Linked DNA regions of Homo sapiens: all the other regions are linked to region 1. A link is a loop called in an ENCODE intact Hi-C map of the cell type or tissue named here. Cell type or tissue: HCT116. All regions are shown on one strand.

Region 1 (5,000 bases):
ACAAGCAAAGGGGTCCCACTACATACTGAACCCCTTACGGACGACAGAAGCTTTAGCCGGGGACTGCAAGGACCAGCATAGACTGTGCAGCCTGAAGATGTGAACATTCCGTCCCCTGCCCCCAAACCTCCTGCCACCCGGCGCTCGAAACTCATGGTGGACAGATGAGTTCACCAGTGGCAGTCGGACAGATGAGGCCAGATGGCTCAGTGGCAGTGGGAGGCTGGATCCCACTGACCAGGCCCTCCCTCAACCCCAGGGCCCTCCCAGGCCAAACAGGAACAAGGCGCCTACTGGGCTCGGCCAGCCCCTTGCTCTGGGCGAGGTGCAGGTCAGAAGTAGCCATCACAATCCCCAAAAGGTGGAAGACTCCCAAAGGCCTGTCTGCAGCTGAGTGGACAAGCAAGTGCAGTGGGTCCATTTTTTTTTTTTTTTTTGAGACGGAATCTCGTTCTGTCGCCCAGGCTGGAGTGCAGTGGCTCGATCTCGGCTCACTGCAACCTCTGCCTCCTGGGTTCATGCCATTCTCCTGCCTCAGCCTCCCGAGCAGCTGAGACTACAGGCGCCCGCCACCACACCCGGCTAAATTTTTGTATTTTTTCTTTTTTTAGTAGAGAGGGTGTTTCACCGTGTTAGCCAGGATGGTCTCGATCTCCTGACCTCGTGATCTGCCCGCCTTGGCCTCCCAAAGTGCTGGGATTACAGATGTGAGCCACCGCGCCCGGCCTCTTTTTTTTTTTTTTTTTTTTTTTTTTTTTTGAGATGGAGTTTCGCTCTTTGCCCAGTCTGGAGTGCAATGGCGCGATCTTGGCTCACTGCAACCTCCACCTCCTGGGTTCAAGCGATTCTCCTGCGTCAGCCTCCCGAGCAGCTGGGATTACAGGCATGTGCCATCATGCCGGCTAATTTTGTATTTTTAGTAGAGACGAGGTTTCTCCATGCTGGTCAGGCTGGTCTTGAACTCCCGACCTCAGGTGATCCGCCCACCTCAGCCTCCCAAAGTGTTGGGATTACAGGCATGAGCCACGGCACCCCCTGGCGGTGGGTCCATTATTAAGCCATAAAAAGGAATGAAGTTCTGGTCCCTTGACACCCGCTACAGCCTGGATGAGCCTGGAGGCTTATGCGCTGAGCAAAATAAGCCAGAGACAAAAGGACAAACACTGTTGGATTCCACTTCTGTGAGTCACCTTAGAGTAGTCACGGTCATGAGGACAGAAAGTGGAGCAGGGGCTGGGGAGGGGAATGAGGGATTGGAGCTTAATGGGGACAGAATTCAGGAGCTTGATTACACAACACAAATGTACTCAACAGTACGGAACTGCACACTTTAAAATGGGTAAAATGGTAGATGTTATGATGTATATCTTACAATTAAAAATAAAAATTGTCAAGGCGCAGCGGCTCCCACCTGTAATTTCAGCAGTTTGGGAGGCCAAGGCAGGGAGATCACAAGGTCGGGAGTTCGAGACCAGCCTGGCCAACATGGTGAAACCCCATCTCTACTAAAAATACAAAAATTAGCTGGACGTGGTGGCGCACGCCTGCAGTCCTAGCTACTTGGGAGGCTGAGACAGGAGAACCGCTTGAACCCGGGAGGTGGAGGTTGCAGTGAGCTGAGATCAGGCCACTGCACTCCAGCCTGGGTGACAGAGTGAGAGTCTGTCTCATAAAAATTAATTAATTAATTACATAAAAATTAAGGCCGGGTGTGGCAGCTCCTGCCTGTAATCTCAGCACTTTGGGAGGCTGAGGCAGGATGATCGCTTGACATCAGGAGTTCAAGACCAGCCTGGCCAACATGTTGAAACCCCAACTCCACTAAAACTACAAAAATTAGCTGGGTGCAGCAGCTCATGCATGTAGTCTTAGCACTTTGGGAGGCTGTGGCAGGAGGATTGCTTAAGCCCAGGAGGGTGAGGCTGCAGTGAGCTGTGATTGCACCACTGCACTCCAACCAGGGCGACAGAAGAGACCCTGTCTCAATAAAAATTAAAAAATAAATAAATAAAATATAAAAATCGTAAAGGTTAAAGGGTAGACTCGGCCTGGGGCTGAGCACATGAGGTGCTCGCAGAGGTGGGGAGAGGCACACGGGTCGGCCGCTGCAGCCACCCAGCCGTCCAGGGCTGCTGCCGCTTGGCGGTCCCCGGGTCAGCACGGTGGGCTCCAGGCGCCCTCTGGTGGCGGCGTGAGGGTCAGCCCCAGACACCCTCCTGACAGCCTGGGCCCCGGACTTCTCCCCAGGCCTCCTCCAGAGAGGGGCCAGTGTCTGTGGTTGGAGGGAGGGGTTCCTGGGGTGACCTGGTCTGGAATGGCACATGCCTGGCCCCGAGTTGACGCCTCAACCCCGGGCGTCCCTGCCTCCTCCCCAGCCTCATCTCCGGGGATCCGGTGCCAATGCAGCCACCCACAGGAGAAGCCCTGGACACACACCCCTTTTCCTCACAGCCCCCGGCCCCACCCAGGAAAGCACCTGGCATCAGTGAGTGCTGTGCTGCCTACAGGAGGGGCCTGGAAGGCCGAGTCTGTCCTCAGTTGCTATGGGTACAGGACCCGACTTGCCAGGGTGCTGGTGCTCAGTAAATACCAGCAGACTAAGTGGGGGGTGGCTGGGCGGAGGAGTGCCTGGAAGGCATCCCCAAGCTTAGGTGATGCCGTGGCTGTCTGTGCTGTTTGGGGGCCCCCTCAAGTGCCCCAAGCCCCAGACCCTTGAGTGCCCTGAAACCCCAGAAGGGGCCTCTCTCCATTTCCACCCAAGTCAGAACGCGACAGCAGCAAGACATACTCAAGTCAGACAAAAGGAAGAACTTCCCTGAGGCTTTGTTTCAGAAACCTTGGGCCTAGCGCGTGAGGCCACCCCTGGAGAGTGCAGAGTCTGGGACAATCATCTCTCCCGCCTGCGGGTCAGCCTGGCCGTGGCCAAACACAGACGCCATATCACAAGGCCCCTCAGCCCAAGGCAGGGCGGCCAGCCTCACAGCTTGTCCCGAAGCCTGAGACTTGGTTTCTGTTCCTGTCTTGCCCAGAGGGCCCTTGGAGCTGCAGCCTGAGGGGGTGCTGGGGTGGGGGCGGTCGAGACCCTGGTCACTGCCACATGGTTCCCACCTTCGGCCACTGCGTTCTCCCCCCAGACACAGGTTCCGGCCCGTGGAGGACACCAGTGCTGCATTTGCCATGAGCTGGGCCCCAGCAGTGCGTGGCACAGGCAGCCCACGTCCCGCAGGGGAGCGGCTGCGGACAGGTGGCTGCGCCACGGAGTGCCGAACAACCCGCTGGGGACACCACAGTGCCGGGCACAGAATAGCAGCTGTCACGGCCAGGGCAGGAGCTGGCTGGCTGGGGCCCTGGGGGAGCAACATCAAGGACGAGGGGAGTTGATGGGGGGGCAGGAAGGGAGCCCCAACCCTGGGGAGAAGAGGGGCAAAGGCCCTGAGGCAGACAGAACTTCGAGTAAACCAGGAACCACAGAGGGTGAGCCCTGGGGGCTCCTTGTTTGCTTGAAGCTCCATCTGCCTCAGAGCCTTTGACCTGCTGCAAAGGGGAGGCGGGTAAGGCCGGCCCCACCCAGCCCATCTGCCCTGAGGGAGTTGGGGAGTTTGGACGCACCGGTGAACAGGATCCCCCAGGAAATGGGGAGGAAGCCTAGAGAGAAGGGCCAGATCGTAGGCCAAGACCCCCGCCTGTGTCTCTGTTCACTGGCAGCGGAGCGAGGAGAGAGGTGTGGGCTGACCTGAAGCCAGCGCCTCCTGTGTCCCCAGCTGAGCCCTGCACGGGATTGGCCAAATGTGCTGCTCTGCGGCCGCCCTGCTGCCCCCTCCCTGGGTGGAGCTGGGGTCTGGGACAGTGAAGATGGCTCCCACAGCTGAGGGGCACTGGGTGCCAAGAGCCTGCCAGACCCTGGGCCACCCAGAAACATGCTCTGATAGTGCAGCTGTGAGCACTGGCCTGCGTCCCCTCTACCCAGCCGACCTATGAGGCTCAGGGTGCTTGGGGGCCCATCAAGGACATAGTCCTAGCTGCCGACTCATCCAGGCAGCCTGCACAACCCCTGGCTCCCCTCCACCGGCCACCTGCCCCCCTGCACAGGCAGGATCCGGCCTCGCCCACCCACAGGCCTGCACCTCCGGGCCCACGGCAGCAAGATTCCTATCTTGGGGATGCTTTCCTCCCTTTGCCGAGAGACCCACCCCCCCACACCTTGCCTCTCTTCAAGGAGCCGAAAATGCAGCTGCCGACTGATTTGCTGTGGAGCTAAAAATAACTGCCGGGCTCCAGCCAGGGCCCAGGAAAATATCCCATTGCTAGGAGACAACCGTTGCCGGGAGACCGCCATTGCTAGGCGACGCGTGTTGCTATGGTGATGGCTGGGCCCTGAGTCATCCTTAGCCTTGATAGGGGGCGAGCCAGGCAGGGAGCAGAGCTGGGGGGCATCAGAGAAATCCCACCGCCCATGGCACTCAGGGCACCCCTAATGGCTGTGAGGTTCTCATGCCTATGGGTGCCCATTCTGGCTGTGGAGGGGTCGGGACGGCCAAACATACCCACAGCCTGCTGCTTCACATGGATGATCCTGGGTGCTCTCGGGCTGTGCTCCAGGCAGGGGGCAGGGGCAGTGTGTGGGGGGATGGTGGCGTGGCCATCTGGCCCCCGGAGCAATCACTTTGCTCTCCAGTGTGGGGATATCACCACAGGTGCAGAGCTGAAGTGAATGTGGGTCCCCTTGCAGTCCTCCAAAGTCTCAGGGCAAGATGTACCAGCAGCCTCTGGTCCTCATCCCCATGGCTCCAGAGTGCCCTCCCAGCCACCTAGATGGGAGACTCCTCAGTGCTGAGGCATCAAGGCAAGGGGTGGTCCCGGTGAAGTATGCTCCTGGTAGGGGTTCTGCAGGAGAGGGGCTCTCCAGGTGAGGGGTGCTCCAGGTGAGGGGTGCTCCAGGTGAGGGGGTGCTCCAGATGAGGGTGCTCCGGGTAACAGGGTGCTCCAGGTAACAGGGTGCT
Region 2 (5,000 bases), 340 kb before region 1:
CGGGACTCCGGGTGGGGGAAGGGAGGGTCTGCTGGCAAGGCCTCCCCCACCAGGCCGCTCTCCGTGGGCTCTGAGCGCCCCCCGACCAGCCCCCCAGGGGTCCTCACCCTGGGACCCCCATGTCCCCCATGAACTGAATCTGCCTGGACCCCATGCTTGGTGACGCCCCCACCCCCCTCCTCCCAGCTCCAGGGTGGGGGGACCCTGCTTCGTCCCTGCCCGGACCCTGTCGGGGGAATTAAACAGGGGGATGGGGCGTGGGGCAGAAGGGACAGCAGCAGGGGCTTAGGGCCACCTCAGAAAGTGGGGGCTCCTGGAGGGGACCAGCCTCCCTGCCACCTGGCGGGTGACACCGGGGTCCCCAGGCACAGGCCGCCCACTGCCCAGCGCCGGACTCCCCAGCTCCACCACACCTGGTTCTCTCCCCGACCAGGCCCCGACCCTGGGGACCCTCGAGGAGGGGCCTGGACACGCCGGGGGGGGGGTTGCAGCAGCCCCCACCGGACGGTCCCTGCGTTTGAACCGCGGTGTCGGGACCGCCGGCTTCTGGCGCCCTCTGGTGGGCACAGTGGGCCCTGCGTGAGGTCGGGCTTGGTGGGCGGCTCTGAGGCTGGAGCTCAGTGACAGCCACAGTGGGTCCTGAACTGGGGCTGGGGCAGAGGCAGCGAGAGCCGGGGTCCCTGTGTCCCACGGCCTGGCAGGGACCCGCTCCCAGCAGCTCTGTTGTGCGGCCTTGGCTGGTCAGTCAGCCCCTCTGAGCCTGGTGTCCCCGGCAATACGGGGTCACAATGACGTCCCCTGCCCACTCTGCCAGGCATTTCCAGGAAAGCCCTGCCGTGGGCCCGTTCCCAGGCCTGAATCTGTTCCTCGGGGACCTCTGGATTGGCAGGCCCTGCCCTGGTGCTCCTGACAGCCCTGCCCAGGCCAATCCTTCTTTGGGGATGGGTACTGTCAGCCTCACGGGCCCTCAGTGATAGGGACAGGAGACAGAAATTCTAGGTAGAAAAAGATGGGGTTCCTGAGGAACCCCACCCTCAAGCCTGGAAGCATAGCCCTGAGTGAGAACACGCATTCCAGTTTCCCTGCTCCAATGCTGCCTTTTCCAAAACCACCACTGCCTCGCCCCACCCCCATCCTGTACCCATAAAAACTCCTGACCTTATTGGCAGAGAACAGAGCAGGCAAGGAGAGGAGAAGCAGCTGGCCATCGGAGATGGCAGTTTGACATCAGAGAGGAGCAGCGTGACCTCAGAGGGACAGCTGGACAGCAGGACTTTGGAGAAGAGTCTGGTAGAGACGGCAGGACTTCAGGGGACTATCACCTTCCCCCTCCACCCCCTCTCCAGCTCCCCCTCCCACTGAGAGCCTCTTCCACCACCTTCCCCCTCCACCCCCTCTCCAGCTCCCGCTCCCTGTGAGAGCCTCGTCCATCACCTTCCCCCTCCACCCCCTCTCCAGCTCCCCTCCCTCTGACAGCCTCTTCCATCACCTTCCCCCTCCACCCCCTCTCCAGCTCCCCCTCCCTCTGAGAGCCTCTTCCATCACCTTCCCCCTCCACCCCCTCTCCAGCTCTCCCTCCCTCTGAGAGCCTCTTCCATCACCTTCCCCCTCCACCCCCCTTTCCAGGTCCCCCTCCCTCCATCGGCCATAAAATCCCTTGCATTTACTATCCTTCAATTTCTTCATGCAACCTGATATTTCCTGGATGCTGGACAAGAGCTTGGGATACAGAAAGCTGTCACACTGACCCTCTGCCCTCGAGAAAAGGCAGAGGGTCCACTGAGCTGTTAAACACTCCAGACATCCTTGGACAGCAAAGCTAAAAGCACTGTAACACACACCCTCTGAGGCTTCACGGGTCACAGGCACTGCCCTAGACACTGCCACAGGACTGCACGGAGTTCTGCTCCTGCTGTGCCCAGAAGTGTTCACTCCAGCTCCTGCACCCGCCCACCTGCGTGCTCCTGCTGCCTCGAGGGGTTGAGAGCTCTGGGCTAAGCAAGATACCGCTGTCACCAGGCCCACAAAGGGGTCAAGGAAAATTTCTTGTTTCATTGGGGTGTGCGTGGCATGGACGGGAGAGGAGGGGCAACACAGGGCTGCCTTTACCAGGTCACTCCCCTTTCTGCCCTTGGGGACCTGCCTCAGTGCCGCCCCCCAGGTAGATGGGTTTGGGGCCAGGGACCCCCCCAAAGCAGGCAACCCTCAGCTCGGCCACCCTCTGACCTTGGGTCCCATGGCCGGGCTCTCAGGTAGGGCCTGGCCACCCAAAAGCAGCCCCAGCACCCCAACCAACCCTCACCCCACAAGGCCACAGTCCCTACAGCAGCCCCAGCACGTCCCGGCCCGCTGTCCCCTGAGCACCCCTGACAAACCCTCGTCCTGCAAGACCACAGTCCCTACGGCAGCCCTGCCCATTCCTTCCCGGCCTGGAGCTTAGGGTTCCTGCAACAGGCTGGGGCCTATGGAGAGTGGCTTGCACCTGGTGTGCTGGGGTGTGGCTGTTAACACCTGGGGCGCAGCCTCACCAAAGCAGGGTGTTCGCAGTGGCTCTTATACCACCACGGGGCGGGCCTCCCTGAGGCCCCTCTGCTCCATCTCCCTTTGTCCCCAGAAGCGCTGAGCCCGAGCGCCCTGGGGTCCTGCTCTGAACACACTGTGTGCCCTTCCCTCCCCAGCTGGCCCTCAGAGACCCTTGGCAGGGCCTGATTTTCAGGACCACGGCCGCAAGCAACCTCCTGGCCCCCTCCTCCCCTTCAGCTCTGCAAACCAGCTCCCTGACCAAGGAGACTTTCAGAACTGCCCTCTGATCCTGCAATCTGAGAGGACCACACCACCGTGCAGCCCCCACCCCGGGCCTCGGCTCCCTGAGCCCCAGGACCCCGCATCAGGGCCTGAAGAATCAGGCGGAGCACGGCCGGCGCTGGCCACTGGGGGGCACACGTGCAGTTCTCAAGGCTCCCAGCAGCGCCGGTGTCCGGCGTCCAGTCCTGCCAGGCTCAGGCCCGAGGACAGGGGTTGGGGGTTCTATGTGGGGCTCCTCCTGCCCTGTGGCGAGGGCTTTCTCATGCCAAGATTGAAACCCCTGGTTTCCAGGCTAAGACCTAGGGCCCAGAACCAGCCCAGCTGACCTTCCTGGCCTGGCTGCAGGGCCCAGGGAAGCTGGACCCTGGGGGTGGGACTGGGACCCTCCCGCCTCCCCCAGCCCCACCCACTCTCTGCTGGCTTTGCTGCCGGCGAGTGGCCAGCCCGGCCGCCCCACACCCTCCAGCAGCTGGTGGGCGACCCTCCCGGCAGCAGGACTTGCCTGGCTGGGCCGGCCACACCTGCTGCAGCAGCTGGCTCAAAATCCCCAAATCCTGGCAAGCTGCCCGCCTGGCCCCGCACCGGCCAGGCCAGCGCATCCTTGGCCCGTAGGGTCTGCCTGTCCTTTGCTGAACCGGCTGTTGGGGACCGTGGCCAGGTGGGCAGGCGGACAGCACCCCAGCCTGGAGACACCAGGGCTGCTCACACGCCAGGCTGCACTGTCTCAGCCCTTTGTGTGTGTGGGTGGGGGTGGTACCCCGCCTGGGCTCTGCTGGAGCAATTCAGATGAGAGTCTGTAGGCTTTTCAGGAGAAAGAAAAACAGAGACATGGGTGCTGGGGTCTGACCCTCACCCCACCTCCTCGGGCAGGGGAGAAAGCAGGGTGTCATTCTTCTGAGGGCAGGCGGCCGCTGGACAGGCCCAGCCCCCCTGCCCCGGCCAGCCTGCCCCAGGCCCGTCAACCCCCTCAGTGTCCATCTCCGGCTCATCCTCACTGGGACCCTCGGGCCAGTGGCAGCCTGGGTAGGCCAGGAGGGTGTGCAGGCCAGGAGGGTGTGCAGGCCAGGAGGGTGTGCAGGCCAGGAGGGTGGGCAGCACCAGGAGGGTGGGCAGGACCAGGAGGAGCGGGGCTCAGCTGCCACAGGGGCCCTCCAAGCCGTCACCCAACCCTGGCCTGAGTTTGCCACTTGATACCTGGCCACTTGGCTGCTCCCAGGCCTTGGGGGAGGCCGGGTCCCCGGCTGCCGGATGCTGGGAGTCAGAGCCCCAGGAGCAGAGAGGCGGTGGTCGCCGCCCATCCAGGGCCTAGGTGGGGGTGCTGCCAAGGCAGGTGGCGAAACCGCAGCCAGTGCTTCCCCCCGTGGGTGCTCGCTTATCCCCGCCCCCCGGCATTTGCTGAGCACCTACTGTGTGCTGCCGGTCCCTCCGTGCTGAGACAGACCCAGCAAGGGGCCTGCGGAAACTGCCTTGTGCCCAGCACGTGGCTCCTCCCTGGCCCCCCACTGTCTGCGTGCGGGGGCTCCCCAAGCATGCACCCTCCTGGGACCCTGCCCTGCCCAGTCTGCACCTGCTGGGTGCAGGTGGGGCCCCTTGCTCTGCCTGGGGTCAGTGGGAGGGGCTGGGGTGGCTGTGGTCACTAAGCAGGTATTCTGAGGGGAGAGCCTGGGCAGCATCAGATGGTGACATCCTGGGGTCAGCGTCCTGCACTCAGCAAGACAGCAGCCCCTGCGGAGTGCTGAGTGGACAGAGGTGGGGGCTGGCTCGTCCTGTGCCCAAGGCTGGGTGGGAGAGCACTGCAGCCCCGGCCCACCCCAGCTGCCCACCCCAGCCTGGTGCCCACCCCCTGAAAGTCCCCCCTGCTGGCATCTGTAGCCGAGGTAACTGATCCCTGGTGGGGGCCGGGCTGGCCTGGGCTCTGGTCTCTCTTGGCTCCCGAGCCTCCGGCCCAGCTGTTGCTGAGGAGGCTGCGTCTGTCCTCGGGGCCAACAGCTGCAGGCCCGGAAGCGCCCCCCTCCCACATCCCCCAGAGCAGGTGTGTCCCCCACAGCCCAACCCAGCCTGCCAAGGATGGGTCCCAGGGATACGGGGGCCTCCTGCCCTTCTCTGCTCAACTTTTCGGGGCCTGGGCTGGGACTGCTGTTGGAGTCCTCAGTCCTGTGGGTAGCAGACGCCAAGTCCCTGGTGGCCAGCCTGTG
Region 3 (5,000 bases), 170 kb before region 1:
CTCATGTTTTTCTTATTTAAAATTGTCTTTTTAGGAGAAGTTTGCAGGCTGTTTCCTGAGGTCTGGGCCAGCAGCACCGCCATGCCCTGACCCACCATTCCCCTGGCCGCGGGCTGAGTGTCCCAGCTGCACGGGAACTCCTGGCCTTGCCTGCAGCATGCGACACTGCCACACCCACCTCACGGCTCACAGCCAAGTTTCAGGTCATGATGTTTTCTCCTAGCCTCAGTGTAAACAAAAATAACTCTTTGCCCTCTAAGCAAATGAGCAGAGGCCTCAGGACCCTCCCCAGCCCACGGCTCTTGGGGTGCACTGGGGCCCTGTGCCCGGTCACCCCCTCGGGTGTGCACATGGCCGCCTCTCCTGCGCTTCCCACACCCCCACCCCGGAGCAAGCGCTGCCCAGCACAGCCCCTATGTGCGCTTTCTGCCACCTGGGGGCCCCGACTTCCACGTAGCCTCTCTGGACCCTGGGAGTCCCAGGACCTGGGTGCGGATTCTGAAGCGTCTGGGGGCCGCCTCCCTCCCTGCAGGGCGTGTTCATTGTTGTCCCTAGTGGGGTTTCTGCGGCTGTGCCAGGCCCAATGGCTCCCGCGGGCTGTGCTAGCAAGGCCTTCAGCCCTGAGCAGCATGCGGGCAGGCCCCTCCACAAAGGCAAGCAGAGCGTGCAGCATCGTCCATCTAGGGCACTCTTCCCACCACCACCCTGGGCTCACCGACTCACACAGCCCTGGCAGTGCCACTCTGGATCCCGTTGTTGGGGGCTTCCAGAAAACAGCGTGTGGGGGCCTGGGCCCCATTTGCCAGTGGGGTGTTCTCACTCCAGACAAGTCTGCACAACCACTCTGACTTGATTGATGGATCGACTGTCTGATACAAGGTCTTGTTCTGTTGCCTAGGCTGAGTGCCGTGGCACAGTCGTGGCTCACTGCAGCCTCTACCTCCTGGGTTCAGGCGATCCTCCTGACTCAGCCTCCTGGGTAGCTGGGGCTACAGGCACGCACCACCATGCCCAGCTAATTTTTTATTTTTATAGAAATGGGGTCTTGATAAGTTGTCCAGGCTGGCTTCAAACTCCTGGGCTCAAGTGATCTGCCTGCCTTGGCCTCCCAAAGTGCTGGGATCACAGGCATGAGCCACCGTGCCTGGCCTTGATAGTTTTGAATTATGGTGCAGGGCAAGTTCCCACCCTTCCTCCTGGCTGGGCTGCTGAGTGGGACCCTAGGTGTGGGGACTTCTCTGTGCCTTGGCCTGGGAGGCTTCCAGGTCCCCACAGCCAGGTCTTGCGCTTAGAGCCTTGAGCTGGGCTCGGGACCCGGGCCCCATTCCTGCTGGTCCCCAACCGGCACGTCCCCACCCACGTGTCCATCCCCAGGGAAAGGGCATCCTGAGCCTGAGGGGCCGCCTGTGGACCCCGGCTCTTGGGGGTTGCAGCTTGGCCGCCTGTGGGCAGCAGGCGGCGCGTTCTCCGACTGCCTGTTCTCCGACTGCCTGTGTTCTCAAGTTGGGCACGGGGTTTACAGGTGTCGTCTCTCCTTCAGCTGGGGTGTGTATTCTTTGCTTTTAGATGGTAAAGATTTTAAGACAAAAATGAACACTTTGCTTTTGCTTCAAAAGCTCCCTGAATGTCTCTTGGCCCCTCTTAGCGTGGCAGGTGGGCTCCACGTGTGCAGGGCCAGGCGGGCCGGGGGGATCCTGTGTGCAGTAGGAGCCGGGGTCAGGGGGCCAGGGACCCACAAGCCTCTCCCTAGCCCCGCCCCCCGAGATCGGCCAGGCACCTCACGGCCCCTCCTGTCCCTGCAGACCCAGCCGATGCCCAATCCTGTGGCGTACTACCTGCACCACTCACCCTGGTGGTTCCATCGCTTCGAGACGCTCAGCAACCACTTCATCGAGCTCCTGGTGCCCTTCTTCCTCTTCCTCGGCCGGCGGGCGTGCATCATCCACGGGGTGCTGCAGATCCTGTTCCAGGTGAGCCCGCGCCGCCCGCCCTGCCCCGTGTCCACAGAGACGCTGGCCCGTCGCCCTATTTCTGGCTGCCCCGCTCTCTGGGAGGACCCTGGGGCATTACAGGCCCCCTTTCTTGGGGACAGCCTGTCCTCCCCAGCCTTCGTTTGTGTCACGGGCCCCACTGCAGCCCTGTCCCGGGCTGCAGGCTGAGGGTCTCCTTCCCAGGCTTCCTCCAAGGACTGGCTCCTCCCAAGAGCGTTTCCTGCAGCTGCGAGAGGCCCGGCCATGTCCTGGGCTCGGCAGTGGGACGGGGTCAGCACGCCAAGGCCCTGTGTGGACACCCCCACATTCCTGGGATCCACTCCTAAGATTCTTCCATTCTAGAGGTTTCCTTTCAAGTGTTCATGTCAGTCCACGGGGAACCAGGGTCTGAGAGAGGCCAGGGTCATTTGCCTCCATGTGGGTGAGGGGCTGCCTCCCCCAGCCCCCGGAACCCCGGGTACCCCCTAACGCCCCGTCCTGCCCACAGTCACCGCCATCCCTGCCCCACAAGCCCCCTGCATTGAGGGCGCCTCGAAGGACAGAGCACCCCCACGCTGCCTCCAGGGGGGCTGGGCCAGTCCCGAGCCTTTGCTTTTCCCTGTAAACGCTACATTCCGACTGTCAATTCCCAAGGAAAATGTGGTGGGGATTTTAAAGGTGGTTCTCTCTCTCGATTGTTTCAATGGAGGTGTAACATACAGCCAGGAAAATGCACAGGTCCAGGTGGCGTTCCACGTGCTCTGGAAAACAGATGTACCTGGGTGTCCCACGCCCCTTCCCCTGCCCTGCCCGCCCCTGCCCCCGCCCTTCCCCTGCCCTGCCCACCCCTGCCAGAGCACCGCCGCCTAGAGGGGCAAAGCTCCGTCAGCAGGCACGGGTGCCACGCCACGTTGGTGCACGTGGGGGCGCCCATGGTTGTTGGCCGGGTCCTGTTTCACGGTGCGTGCCTGCGGTCGGTTCACCCGTCCCGTCTGTGCACGTGTGGTAGTTTCTGGTTTTCACCACAGCCTGCCGTGCAGAGGTGCAATCTCGTCATCCTGTGGATGTATTTTCAAGGGCGCTACTGTATCGTGAGCAGGCCTGTGATTCACCTTACTGGAAGCTGCACGTGTCCAGGGTGGCTGTGCTGTTCTTGACCCCTCCCCCCAGCAAGGACCCTCACTCTGGCCGCCGGGGCCCTGAGCAGCTCCTGACTCCCTCGGGCTTTTCCGCGTTAGCTGCTTGGAGGCTGGCACCGGTGCCCATCAGGTGATTTCCCTGTGGGCATCGATGTCGCCGTGAATCTAAGTGGGAAGAACGGACTTGCTCACAGATCGTCCCCCAGCCAGGACCGCACGTTTCTCTCTGCAGCTGCTCAGGGCTCCTGGAATAGCTTCAGTCGGTTCCATGTAGCCGGACCCCACGCGTGTTTGGGGGCTCCTGGAATAGCTTCAGTGGATTCCATGTGGCTGGACCCCACGCGCGTCTGGGGGCTCCTGGAATAGCTTCAGTCGGTTCCGTGTAGCCAGACCCCATGTGTGTTTGGGGGCTCCTGGAATAGCTTCAGTGGATTCTGTGTAGCCAGACCCCACGCGCGTTTGTAGGCTGCAGCTCTGAGGTGACTTCTTTTTGTTGATGTTGTAAATGGTGCCCTTTTAAGTCACACTTCCTCCTCTTGGTGGCTAAGTGTGGGACTCTGGTGACCTTGACCTTTCTCAGACAACCTCTGCACTGGTACTTCCCCGTCTGTCTGCGGGTCCCTCAGAGACGCGTCCTGTGGGTGATCTAGGGATTCTGCCGGTTCTACGTCCATCCCTTTCTCCCCTGCTGGGCGGGCTCGAGTGCTGTCCTGGGTCTGGGGTCCCACAGCAGGGAGGGCCCGCCACCCCGCGCACTGCCTCTCACGATGCCGGCTGTGGGTTGTTTTCGTGGCTGCTTTTATTCACTTCTCCTTTGTGGGTTTTTAGCCATGAATGGATGTTGAGTTGTGGCGTTTCTCCATCAGTCACGAGATGACTTGTTGTTTCGTCTGTAACGTGGCGAGTTACATTAATGCTGTGGATGCTGAAGCAAGTTCACATTCCCAGAACATCTGAGCCTCTTCCTCTGCGGGAGTCTGGAAAGCAGAGGTGACCGTCCCTCACACCTGGCAGTGCTCCTGCATGAGGCCACCTGCGCCGCCAGGGTCTCTGTGACTGATCACCCTTGCGGGCCGTAGGACACGCAGAGTTTCCATTCCTTCTTGACTTGAGGCAGTTTTTGTGGTGAACATTTCCCTGGGAATTTGTTCATCTGTTTTCAAATCTTTTGGCAAAAAAAGTCATAGTATTATCTTAGTTTTATAGCCTCTCAAGTAGCCGGGACTACAGGTGCCACCACGCCGAGCTATTTTTCATTTTTTGTAGAGCTGGGGGTCTCGCTATGTTGCCCAGTCTGGTTTTGAACTCCAGGGCTCGAGCACTCCTCCTGCCTGACCTCCTAAAGTGCCGTGACTGCAGGTGTGCGCCCGGCCTCAAGGCCTGTGTCCTCACCGACACGCATCTCCTGAGACAGCGGGGAGCAAGGTCATGCTTAGGGTCAGCGTGGCCGTCTTTCTCTTTTAAGTAACAGGCCCGTATATCTCAACTGACATATTTGGACGTATTTCCACATCTTTGTGTTTTTCTCTTTGTTCTTTGTATCTTTCTCTCTCGTTTTTTTCTGTTATTTTCCCTCCTCTAATGGATAAGGAAGATCCTCTGTTTCCTCAGTGGTTATCAATCAATCAGCCATGTTAACTTACTGAAGGTCTCAGTTTGGGCAGCATCTTTGCCACCATGACCCCCCGAGGTCCTCAGCCCGCCCAGCCCGCCTCTGTCCAAGGTCCTCAGCCCACCCAGCCTGCCTCTGTCCGCCCCAAGCCACTTGCGTCCTTTGCTCCAGTGTTTCAGCTCTGTTTCGTTTTATTAATTGACTTATTTTAGAACACTTTTAGATTTTCGGAAAAACTGTGCAGAGACTACAAAGGTTCCCTTATCCCCCCCTCCCAGT

What was found. Hi-C counts contacts between places; a loop is a spot of excess contacts. Peaks named below come from ENCODE experiments on the same cell type or tissue, not always from the same donor. Only the 100,000 strongest peaks of a DNase experiment are listed, where the experiment ranks them.
Region 2: it touches region 1 in a loop (8-fold over the local background); 56 of 110 quality-filtered maps call a loop at or near these places.
Region 3: it touches region 1 in a loop (11-fold over the local background); 2 of 110 quality-filtered maps call a loop at or near these places.

Annotation. Positions count from the first base shown.
Region 1 is chr16:709,078-714,077 of GRCh38, reverse strand. No RefSeq gene overlaps it. Among named protein-coding and RNA genes, the nearest start is that of METRN, 3.5 kb to the left of the region's middle. RefSeq lists a silencer at 2,089-2,218. In HCT116, CTCF peaks have their summits at 865, 1,071 (motif pointing left), 2,209 (motif pointing left) and 3,765; a DNase peak (open chromatin) is centred at 1,127; H3K27ac peaks cover 1,625 bases.
Region 2 is chr16:1,053,209-1,058,208 of GRCh38, reverse strand. No RefSeq gene overlaps it. Among named protein-coding and RNA genes, the nearest start is that of SSTR5, 17 kb to the left of the region's middle. RefSeq lists a silencer at 467-646. In HCT116, CTCF peaks have their summits at 560 (motif pointing left), 2,713 and 2,915 (motif pointing right); a DNase peak (open chromatin) is centred at 2,948.
Region 3 is chr16:876,540-881,539 of GRCh38, reverse strand. It overlaps LMF1 (lipase maturation factor 1), which reads left to right. Exons shown (of 11, transcript NM_022773.4): 6 at 1,803-1,970. Among named protein-coding and RNA genes, the nearest start is that of LMF1-AS1, 42 kb to the left of the region's middle. In HCT116, a CTCF peak has its summit at 2,917; a DNase peak (open chromatin) is centred at 2,899.